Linked DNA regions of Homo sapiens: regions 2, 3 and 4 are each linked to region 1. A link is a contact called in ENCODE Hi-C or POLR2A ChIA-PET data. All regions are on one chromosome and are shown on one strand. The core of a region is the stretch at or near the end of the contact, and the rest is flanking DNA. Distances in the headings are between cores, read along the strand shown.

Evidence for each region. A loop is a pair of places that touch in the nucleus more often than their neighbours do. ChIA-PET counts read pairs that join two places held with the same protein, here RNA polymerase II (POLR2A). Pooled maps may share reads with other maps.
Region 2: a loop to region 1 is called in a map of B cell, with 5 times the contacts of the local background. The contact joins the promoter of ZNF607 here to the promoter of CATSPERG in region 1. A Hi-C loop is called at or near these places in 1 of 168 maps with a recorded cell type or tissue (B cell), 2 of 37 single-sample maps with no recorded cell type and 4 of 50 pooled maps.
Region 3: a map of CD8-positive, alpha-beta T cell shows a loop between it and region 1 (36-fold over the local background). The contact joins the promoter of SARS2 here to the promoter of CATSPERG in region 1. A Hi-C loop is called at or near these places in 3 of 168 maps with a recorded cell type or tissue (CD8-positive, alpha-beta T cell, gastrocnemius medialis and naive thymus-derived CD4-positive, alpha-beta T cell), 8 of 37 single-sample maps with no recorded cell type and 17 of 50 pooled maps. POLR2A ChIA-PET finds 5 or more read pairs at or near these places in 5 of 52 experiments (BJ, HCT116, MCF 10A and 2 more).
Region 4: a map of CD8-positive, alpha-beta T cell shows a loop between it and region 1 (11-fold over the local background). The contact joins the promoter of ZNF573 here to the promoter of CATSPERG in region 1. A Hi-C loop is called at or near these places in 3 of 168 maps with a recorded cell type or tissue (B cell, CD8-positive, alpha-beta T cell and breast epithelium), 5 of 37 single-sample maps with no recorded cell type and 9 of 50 pooled maps. POLR2A ChIA-PET finds 5 or more read pairs at or near these places in 1 of 52 experiments (activated CD8-positive, alpha-beta memory T cell).

Annotation. Positions count from the first base shown.
Region 1 is chr19:38,333,554-38,339,085 of GRCh38, reverse strand. CATSPERG (catsper channel auxiliary subunit gamma) reads right to left here and starts at 3,256. Exons shown (of 29, transcript NM_021185.5): 1 at 3,211-3,256; 2 at 1,582-1,865; 3 at 1,440-1,493. The coding sequence starts at 1,851. RefSeq lists silencers at 2,469-2,638, 3,009-3,088 and enhancers at 3,209-3,418, 3,223-3,517.
Region 2 is chr19:37,717,155-37,722,686 of GRCh38, reverse strand. It overlaps ZNF607 (zinc finger protein 607), which reads left to right and starts at 2,926. Exons shown (of 5, transcript NM_032689.5): 1 at 2,926-3,418. RefSeq lists silencers at 3,165-3,274, 3,335-3,424.
Region 3 is chr19:38,927,995-38,933,526 of GRCh38, reverse strand. SARS2 (seryl-tRNA synthetase 2, mitochondrial) reads left to right here and starts at 2,764. Exons shown (of 16, transcript NM_017827.4): 1 at 2,764-3,057. The coding sequence starts at 2,791. It overlaps MRPS12 (mitochondrial ribosomal protein S12), which reads right to left and starts at 2,583. Exons shown (of 3, transcript NM_033362.4): 1 at 2,529-2,583; 2 at 2,184-2,251; 3 at 359-1,194. The coding sequence starts at 2,232. The coding sequence ends at 827. RefSeq lists an enhancer at 2,680-3,139.
Region 4 is chr19:37,776,946-37,782,477 of GRCh38, reverse strand. ZNF573 (zinc finger protein 573) reads left to right here and starts at 2,892. Exons shown (of 5, transcript NM_001172690.2): 1 at 2,892-2,934. RefSeq lists enhancers at 2,078-2,740, 2,599-2,948, 2,655-2,949, 2,741-3,404.

The sequences.
Region 1 (5,532 bases), core at 2,007-4,506:
TGGGCTCCCAGAGCTCGGGGCTTTAGCAGCCTCCATACACTAGCAATGGCCCTCTGGTCCCACTTTACTTCTCTCTCTCAAACTGCCTTTTTCTCAATCCTTTGACTCCGCCGGACTTCGTCGCCACCCCCTCCCCCCGACCTGGTGTTGGGTCTGATCACCCCAACAACAGAGTGAGACTCCATCTCAAAAATTAATTAATTAATTAATAAAAACAAAGACAGGGTCTCACTCTGTCACCCAGGCTGGAGTGTAGTGGCATGATCACAGTTCCCTGCAGCCTCAACCTCCTAGGCTCATTATGATGATCCTGCCTTAGCATTTCTACAGGTGGGAGCCACCATGCCCAGCCAAATTCACCTAGGCTAGTCTTGAGCTTCTGGATGCAAGTGATCCTCCCGTGCTGGTGTGGTGGCGCACAACTAGTCCCAGCTATTCAAGAGGCTGATGCAGAAGGTTCACTTGAGCCCAGGAGGTCAAGGCTGCAATGAGCTGTGATTTCACCATTGCACTCCAGCCTGGGTAACAGAGTGAGACCCTGCCTCAGAAAAATAACAAAAATAACAATGGTGAATTTTATGGTGTGTGAATTATATATATGGTAAACTCCTACTCATAGCTTTAAAAACCTGGAACAAGGCCGGGTGAGGTGGCTCACGCCTGTAATCCCAGCACTCTAGGAGGCCGAGGCGGGCGGATCACGAGGTCAGGAGATCGAGACCATCCTGGCTAACCCGGTGAAACCCCATCTCTACTAAAAATACAAAAAATTAGCCGGGCGTGGTGGCAGGCGCCTGTAGTCCCAGCTACTTGGGAGGCTGAGGCAGGAGAATGGTGTGAACCCAGGAGGCGGAGCTTGCAGTGAGCCGAGATCGCGCCACTGCAATCCAGCCTGGGCGGAGCGAGACTCCGTCTCAAAAACAAAACAAAACAAAAAAAACATGGAACAAAAAAGCTTACTTGAGCACCTACTAGGTGCTTGGTGGGTTACTGGGAACTGTACACAGACAGCCTTCTTGAATCCTTAAAGCCACCAGGGTTGGATGGTGCTACCACATATTGAGATGGGGGCCAGGCACGGTGGCTCACACCTGTAATCCCAGCACTTTGGGAGTCTGAGGCAGGTGGATCACATGAGGTCAGGAGTTTGAGACCAGCCTGGGCAACGTGGTGAAACCCTGTCTCTACCAAATACAAAAATTAGCCGGGCGTGGTGTCACATGCCTGTAGTTCCAGCTACTTGGGAGGCCGAGGCAGGAGCATCGCTTGAACACGGGAGGCGGAGGTTGCAGTGAGCCGAGATCGCGCCACTGCACTCCAGTCTGGGCAACAGCGCAAGACTCCGTCTCAAAAAAATAAAATAAATAAATAAATAAAAATGTTAGAGGTGGGAAAACCAAGGCTCATAGAATGAGCCTATCCGTGCTGCACCCACTCACCTTTTCCTCGCAGGAGTAGTTGATCTTCAGGTAGTAAGGGAAGCCCAGGTATTTCTGCAAAGAGAGGTTAGGCCACACGTCCAGAAATGAGTGGAGTGCGGGTTCAAAATCCCTCTGGTTCACTTGACCCTGGTCCCCTCACCTCGCTCGGGTCGATGGGTGAGTCCACCAGCATGTGAAACAAGCTGCTCACTGTGTCCACGGGCTCTTGCTCAAAGAAGCTGTCGCTCACACCACTCTCGCCTACCCTCTTAAACTCGTTCAGGACAACCTGCCAGGTGCATTCCTGGAAATCCTTGATCGCCCACAGCCTCCACGACGCCAGGAGCACTGCCAGCAGGGCCCACAGCACCTGCACGACTCGGACTCTGGGCCACGGAGGACCGGCAGGGAACATGGCTGGGCCGCACATAACGTGGCTAGAACCTGGAGAACGCAGGAGTCAACACCCACGCGCCGGACAGCTCTCTGGAGCCCACTTTTAAGATTCCACCTCGCTTCTGCGCCTCTCACAGCACTTGCTCCTGGCCACGCCCCGGCTCTTGCTCCTGGCCCCGCCCCTGCACTTGCTCTTGGTCCCGCCCCTGCTCTTGCTCCTGGCCCTGCCCCCGCACGGACTTTTAGCCCCGCCTCTGCTCTTGTTCCTGGCTCCGCCTCTGCACTTGCTCCTGGTCCCGCCCCTGCTCTTGCTCCTGGCCCTGCCCCCGACCCTCGTGGGTATCGCACCTCTGCTATTGCTCCGGGCCCCAGCCCTACTAATGTTTCTGGCCACACCCCTGCTCCTCCGCCTCGTTCCGCCCCGCCGCCTCCACGTCTCTTCCTTTAACTTTATCCTCACCTTGCTCCTTATTCCGCCCCCTCCCTGTATTCCACTCTTGCTCTTCACCTGGTCTTGGTTTCTATTTCTCGCTTTGACAGTCCCCCTCTTAAGTTCCCCCGTACTGCTTCTGCCTGCGATCGCACCCGTGTACTTCCACCCGGCTGTGCCCCAACCTCTTGCCCCACCCTCGCACTTCTCTTGGTATCGCCGCTTTCTCCTCGCTCGGGGTCTGCCCAGGGGCTGGGTACTGTACCTGGTCTCGCCCGTCTCCGGGCCCCGCCCCTGCTCTTGCTCCCGGCCCCGCCCCTGCTCTTGCTCCCGGCCGGGCCCCCGTTTCTCGCCCGGGGCTTGCTCCTCACTCTGCTTCCGCTCCTGACCGCGCCCCTACTCCTCCACTTGGTCTTTATGGACCCGTTCCTTCCCCGGGTTCTCGGCGATTGGTTCTTCCCGCGCGGGCCCGTCGCCCCGTCCCGCCCTCTGGTAACGCCCCTCCTCCTCGCCCTGCCCCTTCTCGATGAAAACTGTCTCTTCGCCTCGGGATCTTTCCTCGCCCTTCGTTGTTTCCTCGCCCCACACCTTCTCCTTCCACGCCGGCACCAGCTTCTTAGCCGGCACCTTCTTGAGTCTCACCTTCCCCTCGTACCGCGACACCTTCTTGCCCCACTTCTTACTCTTCCTTCCCATGCCATTAACACCTGCCTGCTCTATACCCCGACTCTCCTGCCCCGCCCCGCCCTTCGCCCTTCACGTTCGGCTCCCCCTTTCCCTCCTCTGCCAGCTCCCACGACTCTTCCCCTCTTTCCCTCCTCTCCCAGCTCCCACGACTCTTCCCCTCTTTCCCCTGCCTCTCCCCTTCTCGCCTTCCCCTTCCCCTCCCCTTCCTAGTTCCTCCCCGTCCCCGGCATCCCCCCGCCCCTGGATGGCACAGCTTTTTCCCCGGCCCCGTGGTACCAGTCACTTGGTTAAAACCGGTCAACTGTCACTCGGCCGCACCAGTCCCGCCCCTCTTGCCCGGTCTCAAAATGGCCGCCCACACTTCCACAGCCGACTTCCGCCTTTGCAGAGGCACGCCCTCCTCTCACGCGGTCTCCAAGGTGACGCGCAACCCCTAAGGCACCGAGGGCTGGAGGCTGTCTCAGCACTGAGGGCGCGGGGCCTGGTCGGCAGAGGGTGCTGGAGACTACGTTTGTGCCAGGAAGGCCTTCAAGGAGTTTCTATTGGTTGTTCTGGCAGCAAGCACGGTCCCTACTTGTGCTTCCTACCCAAATATATATATATATATATTTTTTTGAGACGGAGTTTCGCTCTTTCTCCCAGGCTGGAGTGTGAAGTGGCGCGATTTCGGCTCACTGAAACCTCCGCGCCCCTGCCCCGGATTCAAGCGATTCTCCTGCCTCAGCCTCCCGAGTAGCTGGGATTATAGGCTCCCGCCACCACGCCTGGCTAATTTATTTTTTGTATTTTTAGTAGAAACGGGGTTTCATCATGTTGGCCAGGCTGGTCTCGACTCCTGACCTCAGGCGAACCACCCGCCTCGGCCTCCCAAAGTGCTGGGATTACAGGCGTGAGCCACTGCGCCCGGCCCTACCCCAAAATTCTACTCCTTAAAAAAGTGTGGTTTCCTGGAGACCTTGTGAGAATGAATAGGCTGCTTAGCACCGTCCTCTACAAAACAGGACAAGGACAGCCATCCTATACTGTTGTGGGAAGTGTGCCCGGCTCAAGTAAAATATTCATTAAGTTAATTTTCATTTGCATTCTGATGCCTTACAGGTAAGGATTCAGGCCATGACTTTTTGATGAACTCCAGACCAGACGTTTAACCCAGTGGTTTTCAAATTTGAGCATGCATTAGACTCACCTAAAAGGCTGGGTAAGCCAGGTTGGTGGGTACCACACCCTGAGTTTTTGTTTTTGTTTTAAAGATGGAGTCTCTGGCTGGGCATAGTGGCTCATGCCTATAATCCCAGCACTTTGGAAAGCTGAGGCAGGCGGATCACTTGAGGTCTGAAGTTGGATACCAGCCTGGCCAACATGATAAAACCTTGTCTCTACCAAAAAATACAACAATTAGCCGGGCATGGCGGCGGGCACCTGTAATCCCAGCTACTCGGGAGGCTGAGGCAGGAGTTGCTTGAACCCAGGAGGCGGAGGTTGCAGTGAGCCGAGATCCCTCCACTGCACTCCAGCCTGGGCGACAGAATGAGACCCTGTCTCAAAAAAAAAAAAAAAAATTAAGCCAGATGTGGTGCTGCACACCTGTAATCCCAGTACTTTGGGAGGCTGAGGTAGGAGGATCGCTTGAGGCCAGCCTGGGCAATATGGTAAGACCCTGTTGCTAACAATTTTTTTAAATTAGCCCAGTGTGGTGGTCCATCCCTGTGACCCCAGCTACCTGGGAGGTTGAGGCAGGAAGACCACTTGAGCCCAGGAGTTTGAGGCTGCAGTGAGCTCTGAAATACACGGAAATGCAGTGAGCTGTGATCACACCACTGCATTTCAGCCTGGGCAAAAGAGCAACACCCTATCTCAGGTTAGCCTTGAATTTCAGGCCTCATGTGAGCCTCCCATCTCAGCCTCCTGAGTAACTACCTGGCTACTTCCAGAATTTTTCATTCAGTAGATCTGGAGTGGGGCCTGATAATTTGTATTTCTGGCAAGTTCCTAGGTGATGCTGATACTAGTGGTCTGGAGACCACACCTTGAGAACCAGTGCTCTAGAACCTTCCATGACCCTCTAGGCCCTCAGGAAAACTTCCAAACCCCTCGGTTTCCAGAGCCCCTCATACTCTCCTCCCTGTCATTCTATCTGGCTCATCTGCCCTCTCCCCCTTAGACCTCTGTGGTCCACAGTCTGGTCACATGGAGCGACTTGAATATCCTTGGTCAGGTGTGAGCCATGCATGCTCCAGACCTGTGCAGACTCAGTAATGCCCTCTGGAATACCATTCCATGCTTTTTAACAGGGCCCACCACTTTCCTTCCTTTAGGTCTTCTCTGTGATACATGACCAGCCCTCATCCTACCTCTTGGCCCCTCTAGGCCACTCATGACTGGAAATGGGTGTTTCTTTTCCACTGGATCACAAGCTCCGTGAGGGCAGGGTGTATGGCTTTCTCTGCCTCTGTTGTCCCCCAGCCCTGCCAGGCACCGCATATAATAGTTGTTTTATGTAAATGAACCGATGATGGTGGTCTATCCTTCCCACCCCAGCCCACCCCCGCAGGCTAGGGAACGGTGACATCTTCTAGGGGAAGAAACTCAGTAGCCATG
Region 2 (5,532 bases), core at 1,677-4,176, 620 kb after region 1:
ATTCACTCATTTAAAGTGTAAAATCCAGTAGTTTTTAATGTAGTCACAAAGTTGTGAAACCTTCAACACAGTTTTATAACATTTTCATCACGCCAGCATGAAAGCCTTTAGCCACCATCCCAATTCCTTCTGCCACCGTTCAATTTAGGAAACAATTTACTTTCAGTCTCTATAAATTAGCCCACATTGGAAATTTTATATGAGAAGAAATTTCACATAGAAGGAATCATAAATATGTGGTCTTTTGTACCAGCTTCATTCACTTAGCATAGTGTTCAAGGTTGATCTATGTTGTAGCTTGTATCAGATCTTCATTTCCTTATATTACCAAATAATAGTCCATTGTGTAGATATGCCACATTTTACTTATCTACTTATAAAATGAAGAACAATTGGGTTTTCTTTCCAGTTTTGGCTATCATGAATCATGCTGCTATAAATATCTGTGTACAAGCTTTGTGAGAACATATGGTTTTGTCTTGAGAATATACCTAGGACTAAAATTGCTACATCGTATGGTAACTCTACATTCTTCTGAGGAACTGCCAGACTGTTTATACAGTAGTTCTACCATTTTCCAGTGACACCATCAATGTATATAGGGTTCTATTTATCCAAATCCTATCCAAAATTTGTTATTGTATATTTATTTGATTTTAGTCATCCTAAGTAGTATATCTCATTGGGGTTTTGGGGTTTTGATTTACATAGTCTTTTTCTTTGTTTCCCAGGCTGGTTTCGAACTCCTAGGCTCAAGCAATCCTCCTGCCTCGACCTCCCAAAGTGCTGAGATTACAGGCATGAGCCACTGCTCCTGGCTGATTTGCATATTCTTAATGATTAATATAGAACATGTTTTCAAGTATTTAGTAGCCATGTGTATACTTTTTTTTTTTTTTTGAGAAATGCTTATTCAGTTACTTTGCCCATTTTTGTTGGGCTTTTTATTATTGAGTTGCAAGACTTCTTTATATATTCTAGATACAAATCCCTTATTGGATACATAATTTACAAACAATTTTTCTCACTCTTTGGGTAGCTTCTCACATTCTTGGTGGGTTTTGAAGCACAATGTTTTACAATTTATGTCCAATTTCCTTTTTTGATGTTGTTGCTTGTGATTCTGATGTCACGGTTAAGAAACAATTGCTGACTATAAAGTCCAGAAGATTTATGCCTACATTTCCTTCTAAATGTTCTACTGTTTTAAGTCTTACACCTAGGTGTTTGATCCATTTTGAGTTGATTTTGTATATGGTGAGAGGCAGGGAACTCAATTCATTCCTTTCTATGTGCATCTCTAATTCCAGTCTTTTCAACAAAGACTACTCTTCCCTTCCTTAAAATGCCTTGGTATCCTTGTTGAAAATAGTATGTGGAGCCGGGCGCAGTAGCTCATGCCTATAATCCCAGCACTTTGGGAGGCCAAGGCGGGCAGATCATCTGAGGTTGGGAGTTCGAGACCAGCCTGACCAACATGGTAAAACCCTGTCTCTACTAAAAATACAAAATTAGCTGGGCATGGTGATGCATGCCTGTAATTCCAGCTACTCAGGAGGCTGAGGCAGGAAAATCGCTTGAACCTGGGAGGTGGAGGTTGCAGTGAGCCAAGATCGTGCCATTGCACTCCAGCCTGGGCAACTAGAGCAAAACTCCGTCTCAAAAAGAGAAAAAAGAAAAAGAAAATAATATGTGGAGTCAATTTAATCCATTGATCTATGTGTGGTATTTCTGAGAGATTATTCAGGAGATTCAGGAGCAACAAATCCAAGAACTAATTAAGAGAAGAAAAAGTGATCAATAAGTTCTTAAATTGTAACTTTAATAGTTTTTTTTCCTTGACTATTTGTATTTTTGAATGGTGATTTTTTAGTTTTGTTCCTTTTCCTCTTAGGGTATAGACAAATATTTTTTATTTTTAAATTAATTTTACTTATTTATTTTTTGAGACAAGGTCTTGCTCTGTTGCTCAGGCCAGAGTGCGGTGACACCATCATACCTCACTGAAGCCTGAACTTCCGGGCTCAACTGATCCTCCTACCTTTGTCTTTGGAATAGCTGGGCCCACAGGCGTGTGCCACCACACCAGGCTAACTTTCATTTTTGGTAGAGTTTGGGAGGAGGAGAGGGGTGTCTCACTATGTTTCTTAGGCTGGTTTTGAACTTCTGGCCTCAACTGATCCTCCTGCCTTGGCCTCCGAAAATGCTGGGATTAAAGGCGTGAGCCACCGTGCCCAGCCTGTATTCATCAATATTTTATTAAGCCAAAGAAACAGGAAATTCGGACTATTAAATATTTGTCCGTTTTAGCTGTTGTAAATATTTCCCCCAAATTTACTTACCTAAAAATTTTTCTTATTCGTTTTTTACCATTTGGAAATTTTGGATGCTTCTAAATAACTATGAAGATTTACAAAGTATTACATGAAGGATCAAAAAAATTTTTTAAATTTCTTATTTTATCTTCAAGAAGCCTATTCCAGAACAAAAATAATAAAACTATTTAGCAGTTATTTCTTCAGATGATTTTTTAGTCAAATTTTTAGTCAAATATATTCGTGTCCAAAGATGAAGAACATAATGTCATGTATTGAAGAATGTGATGGAACTTCAAACCCTCATATAGGACGTGAGTCCATTTACTTAGCGCTTGACGAGACAAGCTGGGCCTGTCGGGTGGTATTAAAAGTCCCAGTCCCATGTGTTACCAAGGAGGCCGGCTCTACCTCAGGAGCCATGAGGGTTTCGGCGCCCCACCCTGAGGAGCTCACACCCATCCAGCAGGTGATCCCTTCCGAGGCTACCTGGATCAGTTTCTACTCAGACTCGCCTCCTACTGGCCCTAAGAACGCACTAACTCCACCCTAAGCCTCAGGCCAGGGGCCCAGTAGTGGCCGATCTGCGCATGCGCACTCGAGGCAAGGCGGCCACTCCCAGAAGTCTCCGGGGCTCGAGCGGTGGGTGGGAGGCGCGGTCCAAGTGGTCGCTGCCGTATTTCTCGTAGGTTTTTAGGATTCTGGACTCCATTTCTCACCGGTACCTGCGGTCCTGACTGTTCTGGCTTGGACTACATATTACAAAGGCAACGGAGAAAACTTGGACCCCTGGCTCCGGTTCCGGGACCTTTTGGTTCCACCTGAAGAAGGCGGCGCAGGTCACTGCGGGAGCCTCTGCAGCCCCAGCCCGCCGCCCGCGTGGTACCCTGCGTGGCGGTGAGAGTGGGGCTGCAGGAGGCGCTCAGAGCGCGGAGGCCCCCAGGCGGGCCGGGCGAGTCTCCCGCCTCCTCAGGCCCTAGGGTGCTGGAGCTGCGGAGGAGGGGCCCGTCTCTAGGAGACAGGCGGGGAGCGTGAGAGACCGCGCAGCGGCGACAGGACCGGCTTGCCTGTGTGACGTGGGTGCAGTTGCGGGACTGTGAGGGGTGCGTAGTCGACCTTGTGTGACCTGTACATGCCGTGTGTGTCCTTTGTAAAGCGTGCTTCGCTGGGCTCTGTGGGGTCTATTGACCCTTGGCTCCAGGTTCCCTGCTGCTTCCTGTGCCTTCCTCAGCCTAGTACGACTACAACAGAGAAATGGTCCCAATGGGAAATCAGATACTGAGTCTTAGATGAAGATTTCCAGTGAGAAGAAACAGATAGGATGAGAAGCTTAGAAGAGTAATTGCCCTTAAGAAAGGTATGATAGATTCTGTTAAATAAAAAAGTATTCAGTGACACTTGTTAAAGCATGCAAAGAACCCTTTATTCAGGACCATGGTGGTAGGTATTGGGATCCCGGCTGTGAGATTTTGCAGTGGGTAACAGACATTGGGCTCAACTCCGAATTCAGCATGAACAAGTGGGAATTTATAGCCAAGAAGGTTAGGGATCACTGGATGAGAAATTACTAAGAGGAAATGTCTGGGTTAAGGAAGATTCTGACTAAACGCACCTAACAGGATTATTTCTGGAGAGAGAGACCTGGGGGACGGTGGAGGATGAAGATACGGAGGCGAAAGGGTCTTGCTAAACTGACTTAGAATAGTTCTTTGCTATAGCCAGATTTTACAGTGAAGTGTACAGATGGGCCTAGCTGAAGGTGTAGTAGCCTGACTAAAATTTGGTCTGGCAGGGTTTGTCAGTTTCGAGTGTAGGATTCCCTCCTGAAAAGGGTTGTTACTCCGCCCCCACCTCCCGGTTCTTGGAGTTTCATTTACATGTTTAACAAACACGGCCTTGAATTCTGACCCCAAGAACCTGCAGTGAAGGATGATTGCAGGTTCCATCCAACATACTTCCTTCTGGTCGTGTGTATGAAATTACGCGCCTGCAGCCTTGGAGGGGGGAAACATAAGCGCTAAGTATTATGAGGCAATTTTGGATATTCCGTTTTGGATTTCTGTAGATCAAAAGCAACAAGAATATGAACTTAGCCGTGATGTGAAGGAAGTGAGCCAGAATTTAAGTTTTCCAAAATAGGAATTCTCGGTCATTGGTGTACTGTCTGTAGACCAATGCCCTTATGGGCATAAGGGACATCACAAACCCCCTGAAATTCTATAAAGAATTCCTGTACATGTTTGTTAATTTGCATTTTTCTAGGATGTCCATAATCCAAATTATTTAGACTCAGGTTTTAGATCTGGAATCAAAGAGTTTTATACCTTTGAATGGTTTTGCAGAAAACTAATGAACGAGATTATGGGAATGGTTAAGAAAATTATACAGCGTCCAAGGGATTGGATATTATACAAATAATAAGATTTATGTTTGTAAAGAATCTGTCACAGGATAAATAGCTGTGATCTAATGTTTAACACTATTTAGAGTTACAGTGGTGGATCACAGTTCTCAAACTATATATGCAACTCTTTTTCTTTCTTTTTTTTTTTTTTTTTTTTTTTTGAGACTGAGTTCCGCTCTTGTTGCCCAGGCTGGAGTGCAATGGTGCGATCTCTGCTCACTGCAACCTCCGCCTCCCGGGTTCAAGCGATTCTCCTGCCTCAGCCACCTGAGTAGCTGAGATTACAAGCATGGGCCACCATGCCTGGCTATTTTTTTTTTTTTTTTGTATTTTTAGTAGAGACGGGGTTTCTCCATGTGGGTCAGGCTGGTCTTGAACTCCCAACCTCAGGTGATCCACCCACCTTGGCCTCCCAAAGTGTTGGGATTACAGGCGTGAGCCACCACGCCCAGCCGCAGCTCATTTTTTAAAAATGGAATTTTGGGCCTGGCACAGTGGCTTCCGCCTGTAATCCCAGCACTTTGGGAGGCCGAGGCGGGCAGATCATGAGGTCAGGAGATTGAGACCATCCTGGCTAACATGGTGAAACCCCGTCTCTACTAAAAATACAAAAAATTAGCCGGGCGTGGTGGTGGGCGCCTGTAGTCCCAGCTAGTCGGGAGACTGAGGCAGGAGAATGGTGTGAACCTGGGAGGCGGACCTTGCAGTGAGCCGAGATCGAGCCACTGCACGCCAGCCTGGGCGACAGCGCGAGACTCCGTCTCAAAAAAATAAAATTTAAAATTAAAATTAAACAAAGGGAATTTTGCAAAA
Region 3 (5,532 bases), core at 1,515-4,014, 590 kb before region 1:
CTGGGCCTCTGTGCCACCTACCTGACTCCTAAGCTTAAAATACAGTAGCCCTCTGCCAGGCGTGGTGGCTCACGCCTGTAATCCCAGCACTTTGGGAGGCCAAGGTGGGCAGATCACCCGAGCTCAGGAGTTTGAGACCAGCCTGGCCAACATGGTGAAACGCTGTCTCTACTAAAAATACAAAAATTAGCCAGGCCTGGTGGTGTGTGCCTACAATCCCAGCTACTCGGGAGGCTGAGGCAGGAGAATCATATGAACCCGGGGGGCAGAGGTTGCAGTGAGCTGAGATCAGGCCACTGCACTCCAGCCTGGGCAACAGAGTGAGACTTTGTCTAAAAAAAAAAAAAAGAGCCCTCCGTGCGTGTTATGCACATAGAGCATCGAATTTAATCTTCACCAAACCAAACAAAGGAGATACCACCAATGGAGCTATTTTCTGGAGGAAACTGAAGCTCAGAGATGTCCACTGCCACAGCCACACAGAGGGCAAATACTCCACAAGGGGATTTACATCACAAGCGCCAGGGTCTGTTTATTAAAACCCCTTCCCAGCAGAGGGCAGTACAGTGTCTTGTCCCAGCAGAAAAGGTCCTTCAGGCCACCCCTCTAAACACAGGAGCCAAGGGTGTTGACAGAGGGGCACCCTTTGCACCCCCAGGACTCCTATGGCTTAATAGTGGTCCTGATGGAAGAGGCGGAGCCAGGACTTGAATCCATGAGTGGCTGCCTCTAGAGGCGCAAAGGCCAGCATCGGAGGACCCTGTGGCAGCCAGGAGCGGAAGGTTCATGTTCTGCAGGGGCGCCCAGCCCACTGTGCCCCCAGCCGTCACTTCTTCTGCACGTGGCCACAGTCGTACTTGCCACGCACAACGGTGAGCTTGACGCCTGGCAGGTCCTGGGTGCGGCCGCCCTCCACAAGGACAATCTGGTGCTCCTGCAGGGTGTGGCCCTCCCCAGGGATGAAGCAGACGGCCTCGCGGCCAGTGCTGAGCCGCACTCGACAGCACTTGCGATTGGCTGAGTTGGGCTTCTTCGGCTTGCGGGTAAACGTGCACAGGACCACACCCTTCAGCTGCGGCCGGCCTTCCGTGGGGCCCAGCTTCCGAGGCGGCCGCTTGGGGGGCCCCAGGCGGTGCATCTGGTTCAGGGTAGCCATGGAGCAGGTAGCCCAGAGCCGGGGAACCAGAGCTGGGCCTGGAGAGGGCCGAAAGGGGTTATTATCCCAGAGAACAGATCTTAGAGTAGTAGCAACTCAATTTTGGTGTTTTAGGCATTGTTTAAAGCACTTTACAAAGATGCATTTGTTCACATCTAATGTTATCTACAGACAAAAGTAACTCTTTATTCTTCAAGGAAGCATTACCTTTTTTTTTTTTTTCTTTTTTTTTTTTGAGACAAAGTCTCACTCTGTCGCCCAGGCTGGAGTGCAGTACCTCAATCTTGGCCCACTGCAACCTCTGCCTCCTGGGTTCAAGCAATTCTCCTGTCTCAGCCTCCTGAGCAGCTGGGACTACAGGCACCCACCACCACGCTCGGCTAATCTTCGTATTTTTAAGTAGAGACGGGGTTTCACCATGTTGGTCAGGCTGGTCTCGAACTCCTGACCTCGGCCTCTCAAAGTGCTGGGATTACAGGCGTGAGCCACCACGGCTGGCCAGGAAGCATTATTTTTAATGCTGTTTAAAATAATAGTAGGCTCAGTGGCTCATGCATGTAATCCTAGCACTTTTGGAGGCTGTGGAGGGTCACTTGAGCTCAGGAGTTAAGGCCAGACTGGGCGACACAGGGAGACCTCCCTCTCTACAAAGAATCAAAAAGTTAGCTGGTTGTGGTTCTGCAGGCCTGTGGTCCCAGCTACTTGGGAGGCTGAGGCGGGAGGATCACTTGAGCCCAGGAGGTCGAGACTGCAGTGAGCTGTGATCACACCGCTGCACTTCAGCCTGGGCGACAGAGGGAGATCTTAAATAAATAAATAATAAAACTGACCCAAACGCCGCTTGACACGCAGTAGCCCTCCATGCAGCTGCTTCCCACCTCTTGCTCTAGCAGCCCTAGCTCTGCCAAAACCCCACCGTGTTTTTCCACCCCCGTTTCCCTCGGGGCTCCGACGGAGGCACACAAGTCCAAGAGCGAATAACCCTCCCCCTCTAGCCTCGTCCCTGAAGCCCAAGTCCCCCACTTACCACAAGTTAGGGACGTGTTGAGGCCATGGAGAAGGCCAGACCAGGACATCCTGCCACCTGGGCCGTCCCTGTGGTAGGGGATAAGAGACTCAGAAAGGAGGAAAAAGTGACCGATCCGCAAATGCTCCCCGATCCGCTCTCAGGACTTTCTGGCTTAAATCAAAGGAAATACCTCTATAGGTCTAACCACAGGCCCTCATGCTGCTAACAGAAAGTCCCTCCGTAAATTTAGCCTCGCTCTGAGTGGGTTCCCGAGGGCCCAACCACTCTCGCCCGCACGCAGGAAGAACTGGGAAACTGGGGAGATGGCCTGGTAGATTTGGAGGACCCCAGGATTCCACCGACCTCACAGGACCTAAAGGTGAGGTCGCGGACACGCTGAATCCAGCTTCTAGCCTCTTCCGGGCGCTATCCGTGCAGGGATTGGCTGGTTCTGCCTCGCGTCACTGAAGAGGCGGGACACAGACGACGATTGGGCGACGAAGGACTCTATCGCGGTCAACTTTCCTCAGGATCTGATTGGCTCGTCACGGTCAGGTTCGCTGCCTTGCAATTGGTCTAAACGCGGAGTGGGCGGGACGAAGTGCCGCCTTGTTCCCGGTCCAAGATGGCTGCGTCCATGGCGCGGCGCTTGTGGCCTTTGCTGACTCGTCGGGGGTTCCGGCCCCGGGGAGGCTGCATCTCCAACGATAGTCCAAGGAGAAGTTTCACTACAGAGAAACGAAACCGGAACCTCCTGTACGAGTATGCGCGCGAGGGCTACAGCGCACTCCCTCAGCTGGACATAGAGCGGTTCTGCGCATGCCCAGAAGAGGCCGCACACGCCCTGGAGCTCCGCAAGGGGGAGCTGCGCTCGGCGGACCTGCCCGCGATCGTGAGTGCGCCTGCGCCGGCCGGGGGGCGCAGACGTTTGCTTTACGGAAGAATTGGGTTTGCAAGATGCCCTCCGGCAGGGGGCGAACCTGTAGTAGGAATTTTAGTTATTTCCCAAGTTAGCCAACGTCTTGTGCATGGCACCCACTTATGTGCCAGTTGTCCAGTGAGTGCTGAGGCCCTACTATGTGCCAAGAATGCCTACTGTGTCCTGGACACCCATTATGCGCTTGTTTCATACTGCTCGCTGGGTACCTCCTGTCCTTTAGGAACTTGCTATGTGACATTGCCCTCCGTGCTGCAACCTCATGCCAGCCTTTCCCTAAGACCACAAAGGAAAATGGGGAGCCAAGTGTGAATCGGACGGGGTCAGGGCTGGGGTGTGGTGGAGCTCTTGCGTTTAGAGAGAGAGGTAGGGAGAGTTGTGCACCTCCGCCACACATAGCAGGCAGTTAAATAGAGTTAATGAATGAATGAATGAATCCATTAATGAATGGTTCTATTAAACTGATACTTAAGGTGCAACTGCTATATTCCGGTGTTCTAGATGTTGCAAATATGCGGTGAATAATAATAAAATTGCTAGCACTTATAAAAGGGAATTAGGACCGGGTTCACAATATCTCTGTGTTGAGGTGCTAACGATAGTGGGGTCCCCACGTCTTCCCATTCCTCTCTTGGACTCCCCTCCCAGCCTGTTTGAAGTGCTTTATTCACTTTAACCTCGTTTAATTTTCACAGCAACTCTATGAAGTAGGTGCCATTATTTCTCCCATTTTATCAGAGGGGAAACTAAGGCTTCGAGAAGCTAATTCACTTGCGCTAGGTCATGCAACTGGGAAGTGGCAGAGTGGGAATTTTAACCTGTGCTTTCTGGCCTAGAATCCACTTTTTTTTTTTTTTTTTTTGAGATAGGGTGTTGTTCTGTCGCCCAGGATGGCAGGATGGAGTACAGTGGTACAATTATAGCTCACTGGAACCTTGAATTCCTGAGCTCAAATAATCCTCCCACTCAGCCTCCCGTGTAGCTGGGACTACAGGCAGACACCACCACGCCCGGCTAAACTTTTGTATTTTTTGTTGAGACAGGGACATACTATGTTGCCCAGGCTGGTCTTGAACTCCTGCGCCCAAGTGATCCTCCCACCCTGGCCTCCCAAAATGCTGAGATTACAGGCATGAGCCACCACACCCAGACTCCACAATCTTAAGTACCCTGCTGTGCCCTCTCATGATCTGAGTTCACAGTCTAGTAAAAGACATTTTTTTTTTGAGATGGAGTTTTGCTCTTGTCTCCCAGGCTGGAGTGCGCTGCGACTTCTGCCTCCCAGGTTGAAGTGATTCTCCCACCTCAGCCTCCCGAGTAGCTGGGATTACAGGCACATGCCACCACATCTGCATAATTTTTGTATTTTTAGTAGAGACGGGGTTTCACCATGTTGGCCAGGCTGGTCTCGAACTCTTGACCTCAAGTGATCCACCCACCTTGGCCTCCCAAAGTGCTAGGAGTACAGATGTGAGCCACCATGCCCCACTAAAAGACATTTAACATATACAACTATACATATATACTAATTACAATTTCTGGTAAATTTGACTACCTAGAGTAATCAAATTCATAGAGACAGATATACTCATTATAATCTGTGGTAAATGCTGTGAAGGCAAAGTGGAGGACAGCCTGGGAGGACTTCTCAGAGGAGGTGGCATTAAACAAAGATCTGTGGATTGAGAAATCACCAGGGAAGAGGGAAGAAGAGTATCCCAAGTAGGGGACCAGAATATACAAAAGCCTGGAGGTAGGATGGAAAATTCCATTTGATGGCCATGTAGATAATTTAGAGCGTCACATCCTTTAGCAGGCTTTTTCAAACTTTGTGGCCAAGAGTAAGAAATACATTTCACATCCTGACCCAGTACACACACCCAAAATTGAAACCGGTTTCATTAACAATTATTGCTCTTACCACGTGTGATGCATTCTTGTTCTTTAATTATATTCTCTTTCATTTGTAAAGTGCTAGTTGTTGTTTTTTTTTTTTGCGGGGGGGGGGGCCAGGGGTGTGTTTTTGTTGTTTGTTCGTTTGTTTTTTAAGACTGAGTCTTCCTCTGTCGCCCAGGCCTGAGTGCAGTCGCACAATCTCCGGTCACTGCAACCTCCGCCTCCTTGATTCAAGTGATCGTCGTGCCTCAGTCTCCCAAGTAGCTAGGGTTATAGTTGTGCACCACCACACCCAACTAATTTTTGTATTTTTAGTAGAGATGGATTTTGCCATGTTGGCCAGGCTGGTCTCGAACTCCTAACTTCAAATGATCCACTGGCCACGGCCTCCCAAAGTGCTGGGATTACAGGCATGAGCCACTGCGCCTGGCTATTCTCTTCATTTTCAAAGTAGTAGTTTAGACGTGCATTTGAGCAGCTGTTTGTTTGTTTGTTTGAGATGGAGTCTTGCTGTGTCGCCCAGGCTAGAGTGCA
Region 4 (5,532 bases), core at 1,643-4,142, 560 kb after region 1:
AGTCACTTGAATAATGAACAAGACTGGAGGGAAACCACATTGATAATTTATCATTACACCGTCATCACATACATGGAACTCATCAATGATGCTTACAAAAAAATTGGGTCATTTGTGGAAAAGTGTAAAGAGAATATAGGAGATGTCTCAACTGAAGACAAAAAGCTACAGAAAATAATTGCAAAAAAAAAAAAGTGTTAAGATGTGAACACAAATTCAGAGATTCAGAAGCACAAAGTGCTAAGTTAAGGGAAAAAAAGAGTTATCAATACTTTCTTCCTTATGGAGAACAGGATGAATTCTTAAAAGGGCAAGTAATTGTGAGTCTGATATATCTGAAGATAATTAGTATTTCTAATGTTGTAAATGGTTGTGAATTTATAGTCACTATTCCTATTTCCTTTAGACTAGTGACCGTGACTTTGATCAACAGAAACACACCGGGTTAGTACTGTTATCTATGTCTCTCATCATACTATGTGTTAAAATAAGTCGATCAATTTTTGTCTTGTATTTGTTTTCATTTCACTTTATTTTAGTTTCTCTGGAACAGGGTCTCACTCTGTCGCCCAGGCTAGAAGTGCAGTGACACGATCACAGCTCACTGCAGCCTCGACTTCTCCAGGCTCAGGTGATCCTCCTGCCTCAGCCTCCCAAGTAGTGGGGACTACAGGCATGAGCCACCCCGCCTGGCTAATTTTTGTATTTTTTTGTAGAGACAGCGTTTTGATGTGTTGCTCAGGCTGGGCTCAAACTCCTGGACTCAAGCGATCTCTGTCTTGGCCTCACAAAGTACTGGGATGACAGGCATGCACCATGGCCCGAGGTCTGTTTTAATTTTATTAATTGGCTGATTCATTCAGACACATAATTATCAAGTAAAATCTCACTATTTCCTTAGCATTTCCCTTCAATTTAGCTTAGAAAATCTATTCCTAAGTTAATTTTTTAAAACATATACAATTAGCCAGGTGTGGTGGCACATGCCTGTAATCCCAGCTACTTGGGAGGCTGAGGCAGGAGAAGCACTTGAACCCGGGAGGCAGGAGAAGCACTTGAACCCGGGAGACAGAGATTGCAGTGAGCCGAGATCGCGCCACTGCACTCCAGCCTGGGCAACAGAGCGAGACTCCATCTCAAAAAAAAAAAAAAAGGTTTTCTCCAGATCATTTTTACATTTAATTATTCAGTCTGTTTTGACTATACCTTTAAGAATTAAGTAAATATAACTTTACTTCTACACACTATTAGTCAATGTACCTAACACAATTTATTGAATAAACCAGTCCATTCACAACAACATCAAAAGTACGTACATTTCCCAATGTAAATTAATACAGCCATGATGGAAAATAATATGGAGATTCATCAGAAACTAAAAATAGAATTACTATATGTTCCAGCAACCCCACCGGTGGGTGTATAGCTAAAGGAATTGAAATCAGCATGCTGAAGAGATAACTGCACTACCATTCACTGCAGCATTATTCTGCATTGGATACGGAAGCAACCTAGGTGTCCAGCATGTTATAAGTGGATAAAGAAAATGTTACATATTATATATATTATGTATATAACCTTATACACATATATATATGTATATATAAAGGAATACTATTCACTTTTTAAGAAGAGGAAAATCGGCCGGGCACAGTGGCTCGCGCCTGTAAATGCAGCATTTTGTGAGGCCAAGGTGGGTGGATCACCTGAGGTCAGGAGTTCGAGACCAGCCAGATCAACATGGTGAAACCCTGTCACTGCTAAAAATACAAAAATTAGCCGACGTGGTGGCGCATGCCTATAATCCCAGCTACTTGGGAGGCTGAGACACAAGAATCGCTTGAACAGGGGAGGCAGAGGTTGCAGTGAGCTGAGACTGTGCCACTGCACTCCAGCCTGGGTGACAAGAGCGAAACTCCGTTTCAAAAAATAATAATAAGTAAATAGATTTTTAAAAAATAAATAAAAAATAAAAATAAAACAAGGAAAATTCTGTCATCTGTGACAACATGGATAAACCAGGAGGACATTATGCTAAGTGAGAGAAGCCAGTAACAGAAAGATAAATACCAAATACCACATAAGTGGTATTTGTGGAATCTAAAAAAGTCTAACTCTTAAGAGGCAAAGAATGGTGTTTACCAGAGACTGAAAAATGGGGAAAAGGGAGATGTTAATTAAAACAGTACAAAATTTCAGTTAGTCAGGAGAAATAAACTTTGTTAATCGATTGCATAGAATAGCAACTACATAAATAATGTGTTGCATGTTTCAAAATTGCTAAAAGTAGATTTTAAATGTTTTCACCACAAAAAAGTGAGGTGATGGATTTAATTAGCTTGATTTAATCATTTCGCATTGTAAACATAGATCAAAACAGCATATTGTACCCTATCAGTATATAAAACATACAATTATTATTTGTCCATTTTTAAAAAGTTACTTTTCTCATACCTTATAACAAGACTGGACTTCCTCAGGGGACACAGAGCAGAGTCCCCGCCCTCGGGAGCTCATAACCGATCCCCCACGCTCGCCCTCGCGGCCACACTTTGAAAGCCCTCCCCTACCGGCTCTACACTCAAACAGCCCGAGGCTTCGGGCAGCCTCGAGTTCGGATTCCACTTCTCAGCCTTCTGGGGTCACTGAAACCCTCAGAACTCCGAGGACAAGTCGGACACGCCTTCGCCTCAGCCATCTTCGCCAGCGCAATAAGTCTCTGTGTCTTCACACTCCTGGTAGAGGGAAAACTAAAACCTCCGGGAGCCAGCGTCCGGCGGTGCCTGCAATCTAACCGGGATTTGGGGTTCCGAGCCACTTTTCCCACAAGCCACCGCGGTCATGGAGCTTTAGGCTTAAACTACATTTCCCAGAGGGCAACGGGAACACCCAATCTATGGCTTCCCTTCCGTTTTCGCGTGGTTCTTTTGCAAGGTGGGTTGAACTCATTTCAGTATATAACAGGCACAGAGTACTCGCAGGGAGGGCTCTGGGCAATCAAGTTACGTTGGAGCCCAACCTAAACCAGCCGGGGTGGTGGAGGAAGCCCTTTAACCGTGGAAGCCTCTAGTGTGGACGGCCAGTTGTTATCGGAATCTCAGGCCCGTGGGTGCATGAACAGCAGAGGAGGGTATTTGAGTGCGCACGTGAGAGAATGTTGTATATGTCAGATGGGGAATGTTTGAGAGTGTGTGACAGAGAAACTGCGTGTGAGAGGCTGGGATGTGCCTCCTTGACGGTGGGTGCGGTTGTGAGGCTGTGACAGGTGAGTGAGTGGCTGTGCTTGCGTGACGGGGATATGAGGTGCTTGTCCTTTTCATGTACGTTGATTGCGGTGGCACTGCGGTGTCACTTTGAGTCTTGGCTGTAGGTTCCCGGCTGCTGCTTCTCTCCTCCCTCCTCACAGCTGCTTGCGGCTGACACACACAAAAAATGTCTGCAAGAGGGAAGTTGGATACTGAACTCTACATCAAGTTTTCCAGCAAGAAGGCATTGACTTGCTGTGAGATTGGAAACGCCTGGGAGGTTATTTCTTTGTGAGCTCTGAGAGCGAGCTACCTGTCTCAGAACCTCGTCTTTCCCAGAGCTCTGACCCCAGGAACCTGCTGTGAACTCATACCCAGATTCCAGCCTCTCTCCTACCTCCATGTGTTAAAGTGTGTGAACAGGGAAGGCGTGGAGGGTATTGTGTAAGGAGGCATTCCGTGCTTCAAGGAAAGGCCTGATAACTCATGATTTTTTTCTCCCTCCCTGGTCCTGCTATTCCTCAAAAGGACTCTAATGAGGAGGAAAAAAATTCTTTCACATCTAAAACTCAATGTTTAGGCTAGTTGGCTTTTTTCTTTCCTAAGGTTACTGGTTTTAGAGTATGTTTTACTTCATCTGAAATGTGTCTGAATGTCCTAATACCAATCTGCTTTCTTTCCAGTAGATGTTGGGAGCCATTGAGCTGAATCTCATTAACGTTCTCATATTTGGCCGGGTGTGGTGGCTCACGCCTGTAATCGCACCATTTTAGGAGGCCAAGGCGGACGGATCACTTGAGGTCAGGAGTTCGAGACCAGCCTGGCCAACATGACGAAACCCCATCACTACTAAAAATACAAAAATTAGTCTGGCGTGATGGTGCATGCTTGTAATCCCACCATCTTGGCCAGGCTGGTCTCGAACTCCTGACCTCATGATCCACCCGCCTCGGCCTCCCAAAGTGCTGGGATTACAGGCGTGAGCCACCGCACCCAGCCTTATGTGGATTATTTTACTTCATCTTCAGACTATTTTATATGCTAAATGACATTTTCTCCCAATTTACCAATGAGACTTTAAGACACATTTTATTAAGTATCAGAGCTTAAATCTGAAAGTCATATCCTAAAAGACTAACAACAGAATTTGTATTAGTTACTTCAAGAGACCACCTCTTAAATATTACTTTTTTTTTTTTTTTTTTTTTGAGACAGAGTCTCGCTCTGTCGCCCAGGCTGGAGTGCAGTGGTGCGATCTCGGCTCACTTGCAAGCTCTGCCTCCCGGGTTCAGGCCATTCTCCTGCCTCAGCCTCTCCGAGTAGCTGGGACTACAGGCGCCCGCCACCACGCCCGGCTAATTTTTTGTATTTTTATTAGAGACTGGGTTTCACCGTGGTCTCAGTCTCCTGACCTCGTGATCTGCCCGCCTCGGCCTCCCAAAGTGCTGGGATTACAAGCATGAGCCACCACGACCGGCTTTTTTTTTTTTTTTTATGACAAAGGCTTGCTCTATGGCCAGGCTGGAGTGCAGTGGCGCAGTCTCGGTTCACTGCAACCTCTGCCTCCTGAGTTCAAGCAATTCCCCTGCCTCAGCCTCCTGAGATCCATTATATCATTATTATGTCTTTGCATCCTCATAGCTTAGCTTCCACTCATAAATGAGAACATGTAATGTTTGGTTTTCCATTCCTGAGTTACTTCACTTAGAATAATGGTCTCCAACTCCATTCAGGTTGCATCCAATGCTGTTATTTCATTCCTTTTTATGGCTGAGTAGTATTCCATAGTGTATATATATGTGTACGTACACCAAATTTTCTTTATCCACTTGTTGATGGGCATTTAGGCTGTTGCCATATTTTTGCAATTGTGCTGCTATAAACGTGTGTGCAAGTGTCTTTTTCATATAATTACTTCTGTCTGGGTGCAGTGGCTCACACCTGTAATCCCAGCATTTTGGGAGGCTGAGGCCAGCAGATCACTTAAGGCCAGGAGTTCGAGACCAGCCTGGCCAACATGGTGAGACTCCTGTCTCTATCACTGAAAAAAAAATAAAATAATTTTATATAATGACTTCTTTTCCTCTGGGTAGATACCCATTAGTGGGATTGCTGGATCAAATGGTAGTTCTACTTTTAGTTTTTTAAGGAATCTTCATACTGTTTGTCATAGTGGTTGTACTAGTTTTTGTTCCCACCAGTAGTGTAGAAGTGTTCTCTCTTCACCACAACCATGGCAACATCTATTATCTTTTGATTTTTTAAAATTATGGTCATTCTTAGGGAG